Regions from separate parts of the Mus musculus genome. Here region 2 is linked to region 1. The links are chromatin loops, found by intact Hi-C in ENCODE. Cell type or tissue: left cerebral cortex. All regions are shown on one strand.

Region 1 (2,500 bases):
GGAAAAGGGAAAAGGGAAACACAGGAGAGGAAGGCTCTGCGCTGGGCTTTGTGTTTGGTTCTCGTTAGCAGGGGCCAACCCGGGTCTGTCGTTTGTTTTCCCACATTTCAGCGAGAAGGGTGATGGATGACTGTGTCTCCGGTGCCTGCCACACGCCAGGGCTCACTCACGCACATGCACCCTCTCATTGTGCAGAGGCGTCCTGTGCTCAGGGATGAGAACCTAACCACAGGTCCGTGTCTGCACAGGGGGCTGAGTGACTGGGGTTAGAGCCAGGCTCCTGGGCATGGGGACCGTAAGGGACACTGTCCCAGGTGATGTGGTAAACAGTGGCTTTCTTTCTGTTCTTGTGCTGACAGTATGTCAGTCAGGTTCAGGCTGTCCTTGAACTTGCAGCAATCCTCCTGTCTCAGCTCTTCTACCCTACTACTGGGGGGAGGGGGGGGGGAAGGCATTGATCCTCTTCCTGCTCCACAGGCAGGGAAATGACTCCTAGCTGGATACACGTCTCATGGGAGTGGGTTAGCTCTTCCACATCTCAGCCGGTCCTGTCAGGCAGGTTTCTCTTCCAGCCCCTCTTGCCATTCCTCCCAGTCCATGGTGGCTGTGTGTTCCCTCTTCTTGCAGTCACAGCTCAGTGGCAGAGCCGTCCAGCTCTCTGCACTGGTTTGCTGAGCACCCCAGCGTGAGGCAAGCTGGGCAGGTTTCTTAACTCTTTTGGTGATGATCCACTGGTCTCCAGGACCGTGGCTTACTGCTGTGTGCAGTTTCCACTATGTGCAGCTCCCACTATGTGCAGCTCCCACTATGTGAAGCTCCCACTGTGTATAGCTTCCACCATGTGCAGCTCCCACTGTGTGCAGCTCCCACTGTGTGAAGCTCCCACTGTGTGTAGCACCACTATGTTTCTTTTTAAATAATTTCTGCAAGTAAAGATAGGGGAAATGTTAAAGATTAAATCATTAACACTCCAGTAAAAGACCACAGTCGTGGCCGGAGATTGACTGACATCTGGGGATCGAGGTCCTGGCTGCTTGTGGGTGAACTTTGATCCTGCTGTCAAGGTAACAGTCACTGCATAGCTATGGAGCTAAGCTTGTCTGGGCCCACATCTGGTCATTGTCTTCCTAGTTGTGTGATCTTGAGCGAAATGTCCACCCTCTCTGTGCTTCAGTCTCTCCTCATATAAATTAAGTGTCCCTTTGGTACTGCTCTGAAGACCCAGGGAGTTGACAGCGTGCAGCCTTTACCAGGCCTCCGTACACGGCACGGCAGCCACTGCTGTTATTATGGTTAATTATAGACCCCACCTCCACCGTTGTACACATTTTCCCCAGCACGGCCCTGCTGCTGGCGAGACGCTGCTCAGCAAACATTAGTTGCCGTGAATTTTAAATCATCACAAAGCTGCCAGCGCTGGCACCGTAGGACCAGGAAAAAGCAATTCGGAAACCAGACAGAAAGTAAGCAGGGATTTTATTTCCAGTGAGCTCCCTCATCTCCCCCCTACCCCCGCCGGCAAGGGTCAGACAGCCACCTTCTCCCCACTTCCCACCCTCGGGGGAAAGTTCTAGTGAGATGGCAAGAAGACAGTGTTGGGGGGTCGGTTCCTGCTCTGGGTGTGGGCACGAGCATTCAATGCTGTTGATGGCAGTGTCCTTCTGGGGGACTCTCAGGTCTGGCTTTTTAGAGACAGCAGTTTAAAGAAGCCCTTTGTGGGCGTGTGGCTCAGTTGGTAAAGACCTAGCCGGCCTAACGTGCTCGAGGGCCCTGGGTTCTATTCTTGGCACTGCATGAACTATCTCTACATGGTGCTCCATAAACCTGTAGACATAGCACTTGGGCGATAGCGGCAGGATGTTTAGGAGTCCAAAGTCATCCTTGGCTACACAGTGAGTTTGAGGCCAGCCTGGGCTATGTGAGACCCTCTCTCAAAATCAAAAGTAAAATCAAACTAAAAGTCCTTGGTGGGGCAGACGTGCACTGGTCCGTGGTCTGTATAGAGACAACACTGAGGCATCTGCTGTCTCTGCACCTTGGGTGTCTTTAAGTGGGAGCCTTCCTTAGCTTGAAGGGCACGTCACCATGGAGATGGACTTTTTAGCTGAGCTTAGGTTTGGCTGCATCAACCATAAACCCTAAATAACAACTGGGTAGACACCCCAAACTATACAGCAAGTGTGTAGAGCTAAGGACTGGGACGTCGCCAGGAATCTGTCAATGGTCGCCTCATGGGACCAAAACAGCTGCTGTGGCTATGGCCATCACACTTGCATTCCAGGCAGTGGAAGGGAGGTAGTGTAAAGGCTTCCTCTCCTCAGCTTCATCAGTTTCTGCTTAGGAACCCTCGATAAGTCACTCACCCGTGTCTGCTAAGATCTTGTTGGCTTCATCGAGTAACACAGCCACCTTCAGCTGCAAAGAATGCCATGCTGTACCTTTTTTGGCTTGGCCACAGCTGCCGCTGTTACATGGAAAACAGAATTAGAGGTGGTGACAG
Region 2 (2,500 bases), 49 kb before region 1:
GCTCCCCCAATCAGTATCTCTTGTGGGAGGGGGTGATGACTCACTAGCCCTGGGTGCTCCCAAGTTTGTTATCAGAGCCCACAACAGTATTTCAAATTTGCCTATCAAAGCTGGCTTTATCTCTGAGCCCAGAAATTCCCATGGAACACGCAGGTGGAGAAGCAACATAGCTGAAGTCCAGCCCAGTCGTCTTGCCGGCTGCAGCTCAGCCGGCTCTTTCCAGCCATGGCCCAGGTGGGAGCCACGTGTGCCACCCCACACATCTCTTCCCGAGGCTGCAGAGGTCCCGACATCCCTCCTCTTTATTTTCCTGTTTATGCACAGCATGCGTAAACACATGCGTTGCCTGGTTTCAGCGACTCCTTTTCGGCCTTATTGCTGGACCCTCCGAGTAATACTGGAAACCTTGGATTTTCTAAATGAATCTAAAAATAAACTTTGAGGAAAAAAAAATCTTGGACAGTTAGCACAGGCACTGTTATTTATTTCTTTTTCCTTCGTCTTGCTCCTCTTCATCCCTGAACACTCAAGAGTCTGGGCAGTCAGAGGCACTGAGGGCCTAAGGAGACACCCCTGGGCAAGTGTCCAAGGGATGCTGGACAACCCGGGGGTGCAGGCTGAAATCCTGGGGAGCCTTCTCCAAGGGGTATCCTCTCGGAAAGTGGGGTGTCAGGAGGCTGAATTTAGGCAAAGCTGCAGCGGGGAGGCGGTGGCTGTCTGCGAGTTTGCACGCAGCTCCTGCAGGGCCTGGCGGGCCGCGCCCCCACCCCTGCGCGCCTCCCTCTCCCTGACTTTTTCTCTGCCCCGAACAATCAGGGACTTGTGCTTGGCGGCCGAAGGAGCCACGGAGCTGGCTGGCCGCGGAGGAGGCGACGTCATGGATTCCTGAGTGTGAAGTTTTCAGGAAAGCCCTTAGTTTTGGAGATGGACGGGATCCAGGGGTTTCCATGGCGCTGAGTAAACAGGAGGAAACAGTGAGGGAATCCCGTTATTTTACTGCATTGAAAGCCTATAAACACGGAGCGCGGGGAAGGAAGTCGCGTTGCCTCTGGAGTAAGCGACCGCGGAGCGCCGGGAGCCCGGGGAGCCTGAGCAGGAGCCCGGAGCACGGCAGCGGGAGCACGGAGAGCCGGAGCAGGAGCACAGGAGTGGGAGCACGGGGAGCCAGAGCCCCGGAGCGGAGCCTAGGCGCTGCAGCGTCTGCGCCGCTCCGCCAGATCACAGCACACGGTCCCCAGCCTGCTGATCCCGGCGCCTACAGATGCAGCGCCCCGCATTGCGCAGGCCGGGCCCCCGCCAGCCCCTCCGCACCATGGGGTCTGCGGACCGAGGTAATCGCGCCGCCATTGGCTTCCCTGCCTGCATTCCTGCTCGCATCCCTTCCCGCATCCTCGCATCGCATCCTCGCTCCGCTGCCTACCCCTACCCCTCCGGGAGGCACCCCACGCAGTCCCCGCTCGCAGGTAGAAGCACAGATGCGGTGAAACAGGGGCGCACGCGCACATCCTGGCCGTCGCCGGTGGTGATTCTAGGAAGCGTCTCCAGGCAGGTTTCCCTGTGTGTGTGTGGCGCGGGACACCAGGAGGGGGGTCTCGCTGCTAACCCGCTGGCTTATTCTCTTGTTGCTCTCGGCTTTGACAGCAGATGCCACCGTCCTTGTCATCATTATTATTTAGCCCCCCCTCCCATAGGCTTGACATTTTGCTATTTACTAATACAGAAAGACATCTCTTCCCAGTTACATCACCAGATGCTCTGGGCCATTCAAACAATTTAAGCCATTTTCTCCCCCTTTTTGGGATGAGTCTGAGGGCTCTTCCAGCTCCCCCACCACAATTTAAAGTACCATGAGCTTGTTCTGCCAAAGAGATCACAGACGCCCCACTGTCCCCGTTTCTGCTCCATCTTCTCCTTTGAGATGTAACCTTGAAGCCATCCAATTTGGTTCTTGGGGGAGAGAGTTAATGAGTGAGAATATAATATGAAATCTAGCCCATCTGGTTGGGATTGTAAGGGGATTGGGCTGGGGAGTCAGAAATCGGGTCTTTAAAGTGGAAGCTGTTGGATGGTTTCTGTGGGGCCAGTTCGTGTGGAGGGAGGGACAGGGGCACCGCCGAATGCGAAGGGCTGAAGGGTTAAGCGGAATACATCCGCGTAGGAGGAGTTAGCCCCGTGTCATAAAATCTGAGTTGAATGTAGGTTTTGTGCTCAGCGTGGTGGACTGAAGTCCTGGGGGGGGGGGGCGGTGGGGCGGAGGCAAATGACAGCTTTGGCAAGTAAGCCCAAGGTGGGGGTGGGGGTGGGTCTTGCTGAAAACCGGGTCCAAGCCCCATCCCGGTTCAGTAAAAGATGTGTTTAGCCACCTTCAACCTCAGCTTATTTTTTAGTAGAGCGGGACTTTTGAAAGCCGGATCCTGCCAGCGCTTGGGACCTTTTCCTGGTATCAGTCTACTCTGCCCCCTGTCAGTGTGCTTACATGGCACTGGTGCAGTGACATAAT

The links. Hi-C counts contacts between places; a loop is a spot of excess contacts. Peaks named below come from ENCODE experiments on the same cell type or tissue, not always from the same donor. Only the 100,000 strongest peaks of a DNase experiment are listed, where the experiment ranks them.
Region 2: it touches region 1 in a loop (1.9-fold over the local background); 6 of 42 quality-filtered maps call a loop at or near these places.

The regions. Positions count from the first base shown.
Region 1 is chr2:168,551,154-168,553,653 of GRCm38, reverse strand. The region is part of intron 3 of Nfatc2 (nuclear factor of activated T cells, cytoplasmic, calcineurin dependent 2); the gene reads left to right. Among named protein-coding and RNA genes, the nearest start is that of Nfatc2, 38 kb to the left of the region's middle. In left cerebral cortex, no CTCF peak of the experiment used is centred here; a DNase peak (open chromatin) is centred at 1,357.
Region 2 is chr2:168,600,300-168,602,799 of GRCm38, reverse strand. It overlaps Gm52535 (a long non-coding RNA gene), which reads left to right. Exons shown (of 3, transcript XR_003953968.1): 3 at 154-447. It also overlaps a transcript of Nfatc2 not described here. Among named protein-coding and RNA genes, the nearest start is that of Gm52535, 3.2 kb to the left of the region's middle. In left cerebral cortex, no CTCF peak of the experiment used is centred here; DNase peaks (open chromatin) are centred at 977 and 1,462; H3K4me3 peaks cover 1,536 bases; H3K27ac peaks cover 629 bases.